2 separate regions of the Homo sapiens genome follow, and region 2 is linked to region 1. A link is a contact called in ENCODE Hi-C or POLR2A ChIA-PET data. All regions are on one chromosome and are shown on one strand. Each heading gives the region's core, a stretch centred on a gene start or an enhancer-like site at or near the end of the contact. The rest is flanking DNA. Distances are from core to core; before and after follow the strand shown. Region 1 holds the start of HHIP (hedgehog interacting protein). Region 2 overlaps LOC105377462 (a long non-coding RNA gene).

What was found. A loop is a pair of places that touch in the nucleus more often than their neighbours do. ChIA-PET counts read pairs that join two places held with the same protein, here RNA polymerase II (POLR2A). Pooled maps may share reads with other maps.
Region 2: a map of endothelial cell of umbilical vein shows a loop between it and region 1 (8-fold over the local background). The contact joins the enhancer-like site here to the promoter of HHIP in region 1. A Hi-C loop is called at or near these places in 2 of 168 maps with a recorded cell type or tissue (chondrocyte and endothelial cell of umbilical vein), 9 of 37 single-sample maps with no recorded cell type and 6 of 50 pooled maps. POLR2A ChIA-PET finds 5 or more read pairs at or near these places in 1 of 52 experiments (PC-9).

The regions. Positions count from the first base shown.
Region 1 is chr4:144,643,765-144,649,835 of GRCh38, reverse strand. HHIP (hedgehog interacting protein) reads right to left here and starts at 3,680. Exons shown (of 13, transcript NM_022475.3): 1 at 2,882-3,680. The coding sequence starts at 3,160. HHIP-AS1 (HHIP antisense RNA 1) reads left to right here and starts at 3,817. Exons shown (of 2, transcript NR_037595.1): 1 at 3,817-4,129. RefSeq lists enhancers at 1-298, 1,321-1,909, 3,150-3,715.
Region 2 is chr4:144,353,098-144,359,168 of GRCh38, reverse strand. All of the region lies in intron 2 of LOC105377462 (a long non-coding RNA gene), which reads left to right. Among named protein-coding and RNA genes, the nearest start is that of GYPA, 220 kb to the right of the region's middle. RefSeq lists a silencer at 2,656-2,725 and an enhancer at 1,602-3,508. Within about 2 kb of position 2,713, at least 3 of the 41 ENCODE cell types and tissues checked have a DNase peak (open chromatin) inside an H3K27ac peak, as active enhancers do.

The DNA.
Region 1 (6,071 bases), core at 2,431-4,930:
ATTTGTTTAGTTGGATGTGTTCAACAATAGCCTTTGTCCCTGAAAGAGCCAGAGCAAACAAATGATTGTAAAAGGGCACACTTGAAAACAATTACTTTTCACCCATTCCTTGACAGCTTTGGCTGTGAAACCACCCAAGGTAGAGAGAGCTTCTATGCCTCTGTGGCTACAAGTTAAGTTTTAGAAATGAGGGTATTTCAGTTGGTTGCAGATTCAGTTTGGTTAATAAGAATTAGATCCTTTTAGCATGCTGTATTTAGAAAGTGCGAAAATATTGCTAAGATAATATGACTTCCTAAATTTTGACAGTACTTATTTGTCATGGTAGTTAACAATCTTATTACAATATACAACATTATTAAAATATACAAAAAATTAAAATAGAGCATAATTCCATGGCTAAAGAATTGAACTCAATTCTAGTTCATTAAAAAAATTTCTTAGCCTAGAAACAGGACTTAATTGCATAGCTGAGCATGCTAATATTCCTACCTAGTTTGCTACTATCTATTTGTCTAAGAAATTTCTTCCTGTAGGAAAAAGCTACTACTGTAGTTTCTTGAAAAGCTGCAGAAATCTTTCTGGGGAATTTTTTTTTTTCTTCCATAAACAAAAAAGGGCCCTTTCAAATAGCAATCATCTCTCCTGTATACACATTATGAAATAAGATCCTAACATATATTATAATCCAGGAAGGCTTACGGGAAAAAGGGAAACACTGAAGTTTATTATAAAATAACATGTTTTAAAAACTATTAAAACTTGAAAACTAACATAGGTCAAGAATGCATATGCATAGCTATAGCAAATCTCTGTTTTGAACAATTTGGGTATTGTTGATTTATAAACCTCTTGTAATAGAACCAGCAAAAGTCTAGTGTACCAAACTTAATTCAGACACACTTTCCAAATGAGTAGGGGTTTGTTGGAGATTGGAAGCACATAAAACAGAAAGGAATGTATATAGTTAACATGGCAGATTGCTTCCTAAAGAATGATTTCTTTAAAAAAATTTTTATATAACTTCTCTTAAGGGCTATAACTCCCCTTGGTCCCATCCCCCTTCCCCTTCTCCTCACCATTTAGTCAAGAACAAAATTTTCATTCCACATGTCTCTGGAAGAGTTGAGTATTGCAGGGGTCTCTAGATCATCAGTATATTCATAGTACGTATTGCACCAAGGGAGACTTAATGGCAAATATTTCTAAACTTTTCTCTGAATTTCCTGGTTCTTTAGGGCTCCTGATAAAACCTTTAAGGTGACCTGAATATAGCTATTTTGAAACTTAATTCAGTTGCAACACAGGAGCTTAAAGACATTGCTTTGAATAAAATCCTGGAATATCTGTTCCCTGAATCTCAGGCTCCTGCTGCATATGGTAAGAATAAAAAGAGAGTTGCAGCTGAAAACCTGCAGCAAGACAGTTCTCACTCATCTGGGAATAGAAGGAGTTGGACAAATGCTCCCTCAAAAGGCATGAACATTTGGACAGAGCTGGGGACTGAAAGAGAATGATGTTCTCTAGTTTCACCCATTAGTGAACCAACTAACAAATACAATGGTGTTGTTGTTATTCTTTTGCCATAAGCAACAGGACTCTGTGTGTGGGCAGCAGTTTAGTGGGGAGGAGGATAAGTCGACCCCTTTTTGTCCTATTGATTTTTTCCTATTTGCATGACTTGAGCAAATTAAATGATGCAATATGGCTTTTTGTTACAAAACAAAGTGAGAGATACCACCCAGACACATATGTTGATTCGTAGGAGCTGTTTACATGAGAATAGAGTGAAATCTACCGTGAACTGAGCATAAAAATTAGATTCAGCCTGGGTATTTTTTTTTTTTATTATGCCTGGGCCAGCAAGACTGAAGCACAAGTTTTCCAAGAGTCTCTCAGACCTTGACAACTGGCAGTGTTCTAACAGAGGAATTCTTAATTAAACCTAAAATGGGGAAAGGGAGGGGGAGCAAAGACACCTGATTGTTTATTTCACGTGCAGTGATTGTTAATGATGTGAGCCAGCAATGATTCCTTGGAGTACAGTAGATACCACCCATGACTGCATCTCCTGGCAAGAACGATATTGCAAACTCAAAAACAAGCGTGCCTTTACAGTCAACAAACACCATGTTAGTATTTAAACTTATTAACACAAGGATAACGTAAATGCCATTACTCTTAAAACAAATTCTTAGAGTAGATCTTCCAAGACACCAACTGACCCTGAAAGTCTGAATTTATAATGTTACAAAATGACGGAGAATCGTCTCAGTTTTATGTGATAAATAACGCCCCAGCAAAATCTTTCGCCAGTTTTTTTCAGGTCCCTAACCGGAGGACCAGGAGTTCCTTTCTGTTGGTTTAACTAATGTAATGCAAGACACCCCCCTCTGACGGGGCTGGGGATCATAAACCAACCATGCTTCAACATCCTTTACGATTCAATCCTCTCCCTAACCGAGCACGTGGAGAAAACAGCACAAATCTTTTTACCCTAGAAAAATAAGCCGGAAACCACAGCCACCTTAATTTACAGTTTCACCGCAGCCAATGCCCCATTCGATCCAAAACACACTGTTCATCGCGATTCTTTTAAAATATTTACCCAGCCCAGGGTGCGGGTACCGCAGAAACGTCTGTTTTCAGAGATAGGCAAGTTTGCACAGCATCCCGACCGCGGACTCTGGGGGAGGAAATGCTACTTGCTTACCCCAGAGGAACACACAACGGAATCACGTTAGCGCTATAGAAAAGTTATGGAAAGAACTCCCCCAAAGAAGTTTTGACCTTCTTACAACCACCGGCTTTGCCAGAGCCACAGGGAACCCCACCCAGCCAATATGCCAAGTACGCATCCGTGAAGCCGGTGAGTGCCTACCTTATTCTCCAGGCGCCCTAGCCCCGGGCTGTCACTCCGCAGGCAGCAGGACAGCCGAGGGTAGAAGCCACCGCACAGCATCTCTCCCCCACTCAGCAGCTCCAGCTGGGACATCATCCTCCTGTCTCTCCTTTTCAGGCGCTTCGGGGGGTTCCCATTCAGGCACCTTCTCCTCCTTGCTCCGCTCCCTTCGTTTCTTTCCCCAAACTTAGCATCTCCTTCAAAGAAGCCCAGAGCCACGGCCAGCAGCAGCAGCTTAAAGGAGAGCATCTTCAGCATCGTCTGCCCAGAGCAGCAGGGGCTGGGCGCGGGAGGATGGGGGGGAACGCCACTGCCCAGCAGGGGCACTAGGGCGCAGCTCCAGGAGGAGTTTGCGGGGCTGTAGGGCACTCCAGAGACAGAGGGAGGTGGCGGGGACAAAAATATGTACAGCGATGCAACTTTGCAAAAAATAAAAGACGCGGCGATGGGTCCAATGCCTTAGGGGAGCCCGAGGAGCGAGATAAAGTTGTGCGGATGACACCGTTTGCAGTTGTGCCAGTGTCAGTTGGGTTGGGGGCTTTCTGCTGCGGCTGGGAAGTGGGAGGAGGAGAAGGAGTTGGAAGAGGAGGAAGAAAAGGAGAGGACAGCCACAGATGTTCACTTGTCCGTGTAACGGGAGTTGTTTAGGTGGGACAGTAGCAGGAACAGAAACGGCGACGGCGGCGGCGGGGCAGGCGGAGGCAGGGCCAGCGCTGGGCTCTAGATGATGCTGAGGTCTCCTCTGCCGGCGGCTGCAGCTTCTCACACAGCCTCTCATGTTTCGTTCCCTCTTTTCTTCTTCTTTTTAACTAGCGCGCGGGGAGGTGCTGCCACAGCGCGCCCCTTGACGTCACCGCTTCTCGCGCGCCCCCGCCCAGGGTGGAGGGAAGGGGAGGGGGCGGCCCCCGCGCGAGCGCGTCCCCCGGGCCCCGGCGGCCTCCCTGCTGCGGCGGGGAGGGGCGGCTAGCCGCGACGGCGGCGGACGGAGGGGGAGGGCCGCGAGCCTTCGGAACCAGCCTCGAGGGTGCTGAACCCCGCGCGCCCGCCTCGCCGCGGCCCCCGGGTGGGGGCGTCCACGGCCCGGGTTCCCGGCGGGCTTGGGGCAGGGACGCAGTCCGGAGATTCCGGGACTGCCCGGCTGCTGCAGCCCGCAGGCTCCTCTCTCCTCCCCGCTTCCCCTCCGCACTGCCTGGGCTAAAGGCGGCCAAGCTGAGGCTCCGAAAGAAAGTAAGTAAGAGTGGGCCGTAGGAGGTGGGAAGGGAGGGACCCCTTCCAGGGCCATCCCCACCTCAGCCCCCCGGCCCGCCCCTCGCCCCGTGGGAGGGTGAACTAAGTGGGCTGGAGCGGACGGGAGGGAGCTTTTGGGCCCCTTTGTCTCCCCCAGCCGCACTGACACCCCCATTTTCCACACTGATTTTCAACGTGAAGCTCAAGTCCTCAAAGATCTTTCTTGGGGTCTGACTTAGAGGCAGGGGGACATCCCAGATGCCGTTGAGTAGGCTGAGATGGTTTGGAGACTCATCCTCGCCGGAGGTCCTGCAAGCCACTGAAGTGGCACAGACGCGTGTGCGCGGAGTGGGGCGGTGTGTCGGGCCACAGGCCAAGCCCAAGTCGGCCTCCCAGAGTGTTTGCCACGGTTTGGGCGGGTTAGTCCCCGACGCCCCTTTCAGGTCCCCACATGTGTTCGGGAATAAGCCGGGCCCCGCTGGTACCATCTGGGAACACAAGTTCTTGGGCCGCAGGTGGACGGAGAGAGAAGCTGGGCGCGGAATTAGTGTTCGTTTTAACACACACAAACACACACACACACACACACACACACACACCTGCACGCACGCGCGCGCAGTCCCTGGGGAGAGGTTCCCCTGGGTGTAGAAACAGAGGCGTTAGATCTGGAGAAAGAATTAGATGCAAGTCTGAGGGCATCCAGAAGCGCTGTGCTCTACTTATCCCCGTGTATACAAGTAAATTAACCTTTTCCCCAGCTAGACAAAGTCTGTGTAAATAGTGTGTCTAAAAAGATGTCTACGTTATCAGGAGCGGTGACTTGAGGTTTACTGGATCCCTGCAAGTTGGCATCAGGACGAGCTTCTATAGGGTTGCCCACAAAATGCGCTTCTAGCCCACTTGGGTATTTAACAGAGAAGCTGATTTCCCAGAAGATGGGCTTTGATGAGGAGATAAGGCAGTTGTCCCATTTTGGCAATGGAGGAATGTTCACCACATTTGGGTTTGCTTCACTTGTTGGACATTGATTTCGCCAAGTGATTGCAAAAGTTGGTGATGGTTGAGGTGGGCAGTTGATTAAATTAATCACTTCTGGTCACAGTGGCTAGGTAAGGCTTCTGTCTTTTTCACTTCCTGAGCCTGGATATTAGTGAAGTTAGGTTTTTCCCCAAAGAGATGACACATCAGAATAACTGAAAAGAATCTGCTAGGATGTTTGGCCCAGTCCTCAGCTAAATGTAGAGCCCCCATGACATATTTAACATTTTCCCCAGGGGCTGTTGTATACACATGACTTCTTCATGCATGTGATTGTAAGTCCACTTTGGATCTCACATACTTTTTTTTATCTGACATTCTTTCTGCTTTGAGGACTTTTAATATAAAATTAATCAGAAAGCAGTAAGCACTTTAAGACTTTAAACTCATTAATAGATCTCCAGATGAATCTCATCAAATTTAAATCACTTGCACAATTTCATCTCATTAGGTAGTTTGAGAATAAGGACTCGGATCCAATCTGGGGTGCTTTCCACTATCTAACCCTTTCTTCCCAAATTCCAGTTTTATATTCTTTTTCCAAAATAAAAGTCCTTCTAAAATCGTATTTCAGTAGTTTGAGCTCCTACTCTGATAAATTCCTGTTAGTAGTTTTGAAACAGGCCTTTCTTATGGCTTATACTAAGGCCACTTAAAGGTAAATTTATTTTGGTTTTAAAATACTATGCATCTGTTATAACCTACGACCCTAAGATATAGAAAGTTTATAAAAGATTACTGAAATAAGACATGCTTGTTATTTCTTGATATATGGAAATTAGAATTGATTTCATATACTGTTTGTCCTGAAAGTCAATAAATTGGGTCACTTAGGAGATAGCTTGAGCTTATTCTTAGTGTTACTGATATAATTTCTAAACAGTTACTAAGCAGTGTTATACAA
Region 2 (6,071 bases), core at 1,464-3,963, 290 kb after region 1:
CAAAAAAAAGAATGTATAATGCTCATTAATTTTAGGCTTTAGTCTAGGAAAGAATGATTTTATGGTGAACCTAGAGTCTTCATGTCGTCTATAACTAATATTAGAGTAGCTGCTTATCTCAAGACAGAGTTCAACCCTGCTGAGAGAGGACAGATAAACTTCAGCGAGATGGCAAAGGAAAAATGGAAGGAGACACCTGGGCAGAGAGCACTGAAGAGAATGGAATCTAATTGGAGAACAGAGAGAGAGTAATGCTCCCCTCATCCTATCTTGGGAAATGTAGTCAGGTTGAGCTGGAGTAAGTTGTTTTTAAAACAGTATTGTTTACAAAGTAAAGTAATCCCTTTCAATCCTACTATCTTAATCTTCGTAACTCAAAGTTCCAACATCTGACTTCTTTTTTTTTACCTTATTTCCTATAAGAGTAAAAATTCCCAATCTGTGTGCATCCAAATGGTATAGTTTATACTCATGTCCCTTAGTATGTGCACACACACTTTCAACAACACTAAAGAAAATCAATTCTGGCAGAGGCTGACCAAAGGAAAGTTGCAAATCACACAGCCTAAGAGCTAACCTCACAAGCTACTGATGCTTATTCATAAAGAAAGGCATTTATTTCTTAAATCTCATCTGTTTTTAGTAGCATTTCTATTTCTTCTGGACTATTTTCTTTGGAATTGTTTACTTTCTTCTGCAACACAGACCCCATAAATGCAGGCACAGGCCATTTTATCTATGTTGTGTCCATAGGGGACATGTCCCTATTTCCAGAAGTGGGGTGGATCACAGATAAGCAGCTAGACACGATGCAGCAGTTGGTCTAATTCTTCCAAGCACTCTGACTCAGGAAGGATGGTTCAAAGCATCTACTTAAGAATGCTTTATGCTCTCAATGATGTGGAAAATATATTCATGAATAAAACAGAAATGAAAGTCATCACAAGGATGAGTGAAACCTCGTGGTTGAGGGGTTTTGTTTACAATGCTTTTGGTTTACCTTGGAAGCAGCTTTTTATTACACAGTTAAAGTTGTGTAATCTAGCAAATGGAAATTTTAATTAGCAAATTCATAATGGGCTGTAGGTTATCAACAGGTGGATTCACTTGTCTTCTCGTGAGATTTTTAAGACATAGGCTGTTGACAGTTAAAATTGCTTCAATACAAGATGGCTTTGATTGAGGGTGACCTTACAACTCACCATATTAAGTCACAAATGTAACTGATATAAGTGAACCGGCCCTCCTCCCTGGTGGGCAAGAGTCTCAAAATCACCATGTAATATGCCCCAGTGTAGACCGAGGGGCTGTCCTTTCTTGAGCAGCAAGGGGGTCACTGCAGATGAGGGCTTTAAAGATTTTAGGCAGAGCTTTGTGTGGACACTGGTAAAGAAATTGCCTACATTGTTCTGAAGTTAAACAAAGGGTAAATATAGTGTGTTAATTTGAGTGCTTCCTAAATAACCAGTTTACAAGATCACATACTGAAGTTTATCAAATACACACTAGGGAGACTGTTCATGGACACAAAAGGGATCACCACTCAGCTTCAAATTCCTTCAAGATCCTAACAGCTACCTGTCCCAGAGTCCTGAGGAAATCACTGGAACCCACCTCAAATATACTTTCTTTCTGGCTAGACTTTACTTGGAGGTAGGGTAATAGTTATGGGGTTGTGAGGGGGTGTCACAATTTTAGTTGCCTGTTAGACTTCTACAGTTATTTAAAATTACAGCACATCTACAGACTTATCTAAAATAAAGCACAGTTTTTAAAAATGCATGTAAAAAAAAATTCTTCTTTCTCACCACTCTGCCCCCTTCTGCTCCTCTCCCCCGCACTACACTCCCCGAAGAGACTATTTAACATAATGAGCTGCAGTGTGTGGATGTGATAGCAGTTGCCTGCTAATAGTTATGTTTAAAATTCCTATTTCTTATCTTATTTACTGATTGATGGGAACTTGTGACTTGCAGATCTTCCTCCAGGACCCCATCCCTTTCCTGGGCGGAGTGAATCATTTGACACAGGGAACATTAGACAACACGTTTGCTTCCTCGTTAAATCCCGTTTGGCTACGTAAGCTAGCCGGATGCAGGGCCCCCCAGTTGCATCTGCATTGTGTCTTATCGGAACCACCTGAAGAGCCTGGCCACACAGGGTGGCCTTCCTTAATTTAAAATCCACAGAGAAGATTTTTTTTTTCTTTTTTTGGTCAGCAAACTCCAGCATATGACAAAAGGCATGCATGTGACTTTATTTTTTCAATGGCTACTTTTCTTCTTAAATCAGGCTCCCTGATTTTAACTAAAAAATAAATAAGTAAACAAGAAAACACTGGGTTACTCTCAAAGAGATCACATTTTTAAAAACTCAAATGATTTCCTACAGGCAGTCTGTTTTGCAGTGTATTTTTTTTTCTTGTTTTTCTTTTTCTGCTTTTTTCCCCCTGTAGATTCTGAAAAGAAATAACCGGCTGTAGGCATCGCCTGTGGCTTGCTGGTCGCACTCCTTGGGTGGTCTGAGCCGACTTTATGATTTATTCAGCTAATGGGAAGGGAGCATGACCCCCAGTGGCCACAGAAAGAGAGCTGCATGTGGGTTTAATGCTTTCACCACAAAAATGTCTGCTATGACTAAGCTCTGCGGCTGAAGTCACTGTCTGAATGGTGCTAAAAAGGAACTTAGGCTTAAGTGTGCACTATTTACTATAGATCGGCTCTTGGGATTAGGCCAAGGGGTTCGTACTCAGTTTCAAAGAATAGCATGGAAGCTGCTAGGAAAATTAGAGCTGTGCAATTTATTTTTACCAGTCTCCCTGGTGAGTTACTCAGTGAAGGATTTACCTCATATGCTTTTTTTCTCCCCTGTTACTAAAGAGTCATTTAAAACGTGTCAGTTTGTGCATTTTACAGAGTTTTATTGTGAAGGTATCCCTATTTTTTTGTTTATCACAGCCATGAATCACTGTTATTGTACTTTAATGTTAATTTGAAACTATAAAAGAATGCCTAATGTTGAAAGAAAGAAAAAGCAAGAGAGAGGGAAAGGGAATGAGAGGGGCTGTGGAGTAATGTTCCTTCACCACACACTGCCCTGTGAGAGAGGCCTCTTTGATCCAGGGAGTAGTCCCCCTCCCTGGCAGCATCGTTACTGGTACAGAGGAATGAACACATTTTGCTTCATGTTGATTCTTTTACCGTGAGGGAAAGGGATGGATGGAGTGGGGAGGAGGGAGACAAGGAGACCTGTTTGTAATTTTGACTAAGATGGATGATTTTTACAGTCAGTGTAATACCTGCTGTTGAAGTTCCAGCATGTTTGCTTCTGGTGGACTTTACAAATGTCCAGAATTAAGAAGTGAATCCCTTTGATGTCTGTAGCTCAGGTTCCTGGGTCTAGAATGCTGCCAGCCTTTTCAGAATATGCCTCCATAGTATAAAGTCACTGGCTTGAAAACATTGCACCTATGAAAGCCCAGCATTCCTTTGGTGCTTGATGTTTGCAGCTTAAACTAATTGCAACTTAGAGTTTAGCTCAGCAGTAGCCAGAGTTCATTGCTAGAGTAATATAGAATGCTTCCCCATTCCCCCAGATGTACTAAGGGACTTTATTTTCGGTTATTGCTCCAAACTTTTCCTTGTAAAAACATTGTTCTTATATCCTGACAAATAAATGCCATTTCTTATAATAAGGGTTAACCACTGAGAGAGACTTCAGGGCTGAGCTGGATTCCCCCATTCCCCTTGTAAGTCTTAGTCTTAGTTTTATTATAGGTAAGTCAGGGCTTTGTGATCCTAAACAATCATTCAGCAGGGCAGGGCTTCATTTTCCCCATCTGTGAAATGGAAATAGCAATCCAGGGCTGCATCAGACTAAATGGCTGTTGAGCCGTTAGAGATTTACAAGGTTATCTTCTAAAGAGAGTACTTGATCTTTTATTTTCTCAGGGCTAAAAAGATAGGGAGGGTCAGAAAAACCATGTTCCTAAGTCATGCTGTTCTCCCTGCAGGTAGATTGAAAATTAAAAAATAAAAGAAAATTTTCCCATTGTTTCCCACTTTACCTTCTTTCCTATCTCCTTTCTAGCATTTTACAGATTCGAAGGTGAGAACTTCTTTTCAAAAATGGTGATATCATATCAATAGGACATCGAGAGTAGAGAAATAGCTCAATTAACACCAAGCAAAACCTAAATTCCATGTGACCTCCTGGATTAGATCTTAGGATGGAAAGAGGACATTAGTGGAAAAACTACTGAAATTTTAATACAGTGTGTCATTTAGTTAATAGTATTGTATCAATGTTAATTTCTTAGTTTAGATCAATGTACCGTGGTTATATATGATGTTAATATTAGGAGAAGCAGAGTGAAAGGCCTACAGGAACTCTCTGTACTATCTAGCAACACTCCTATGAGCCTAATATTATCTCAAAATTAAAAGGATAAAAAAAAAACCCTAACAGACAATTGTTGTCCAAAAATCGATCTATTTGAGATCCTGATGAATAACTTCTGTCTCTTCCCCACACCCAGATACTTCCATACTCCAGTCCATTTTCCAAAGCTGTATAGAAAGTTCATTTGGGTAATACCCACAGCTTAAACGGCTATGAAAGCATCCAACTCTGAATATCTTATTCTCCCAGACCAGCTGCTTGTTGCCTGCACCATGATAGACACTGTACTGAGCAATTTAGACTCAATATGTTCTCTGTGGAAATTGCCCTATATGAGAGAAAAATAAATAATGCTATAGATAAAAGCAGGAGAATAAAAACGGCAATGATATTAAATGTTACATTGTTTTTGCAATACACGATGCAGGTATTTTTTACTGCATTCATCAGTGAGTTCTGGTGAGGCCATTTTGCCAGGTGCCATACCTCCAGGACTTAACACAAAACCAGGCATGTTAGTATTTAATAAATATTTTTGGAATGAATGACACTCAGCACACATTTCACATGAGCAGTTCACAGCTGTAACATAAAAGACACACATTTTCTGACAAAGGTTCAGTTTGCACTGACTATTGTATTGTTTTTCTTTCCATTTGTCCTTCTAGCCCAAAGTAAAAAGGCAGGATGAATAATGATGAAGGGAAGATACCACCTGAAATAGAATTGCCTTTCAGGGCTTTTTAAGCAAGGGTTGTTTTTGGCATTGTATATTCATCCTCGGGTAAAGCATTAGTGAGAGAGAGAAATGTGAGAAGAATTGTAAGGGAATGAGGATAATGAGGACCAAAGGAATCTTTCTTCTGGTGTGGGTTTCCCATCCTAATTGGATACCACTCTAACCACCAAGTGAAGCACGCTGGGCAGATGGATCTGCACCAATGCTGTGCCCGTCTACATCTGTGTATTTCTGGCACACAGGTGTTTCAGCTTTATTCAGCCAGGAAGCAGCTTTTTCCCTTTCTTTTTCAGGGCAGGGAGTTTTGGGGAGATAGGAACACCCACGATTGTTTCTCAGAATAAGAAGGAGGTAGGGGTAGGGGGAGGGAACACAGCCCACCCACTGCTTATAGATTCGGTCGCTTTCCCACCGGTCAGCCTTATTCTGCAAGGTGTAAATCAGAGGGCAGATGCATGCTCTGGGAAGTTTTCCAGATGCACACTGCACAAAGGCCCATGTGTTCTCATTGTGCGGAAATAGCATGCCATCAGAGCAGTTCTGGGACACCAGACCTGTGTTGGGACATGTCATCCTGTCTGCATGTCTTCCACTTAGCAGAGAATGATGTTGCAGACGGAGTGTTAGAGCTCAAAGCCAAGGGAGTTGACAGTTTGAAAAGCCACTCTGTCCCCTGGTGGAATTTGCAAACAGGTTTGATGGGCTGCTCTATGAAGACCAATGCCAAACAGTGCCTGCCAGCTGTGCTTGTGAGGGGTGGACCCACCAAAGTCCAAGGGAAGCAGCTCCAAACGGGAGTCCTGCTCCTCTAACATTAACTGGCAGCAGCATCAAGCAGACAGAAAAGACAGAAAATGTGCAAAGTGGCACTTCTTGCTCTTTCTATCTGCAATCCACCCTGACTCAGTCAGACCTAGGCAGTGAAGCTGCT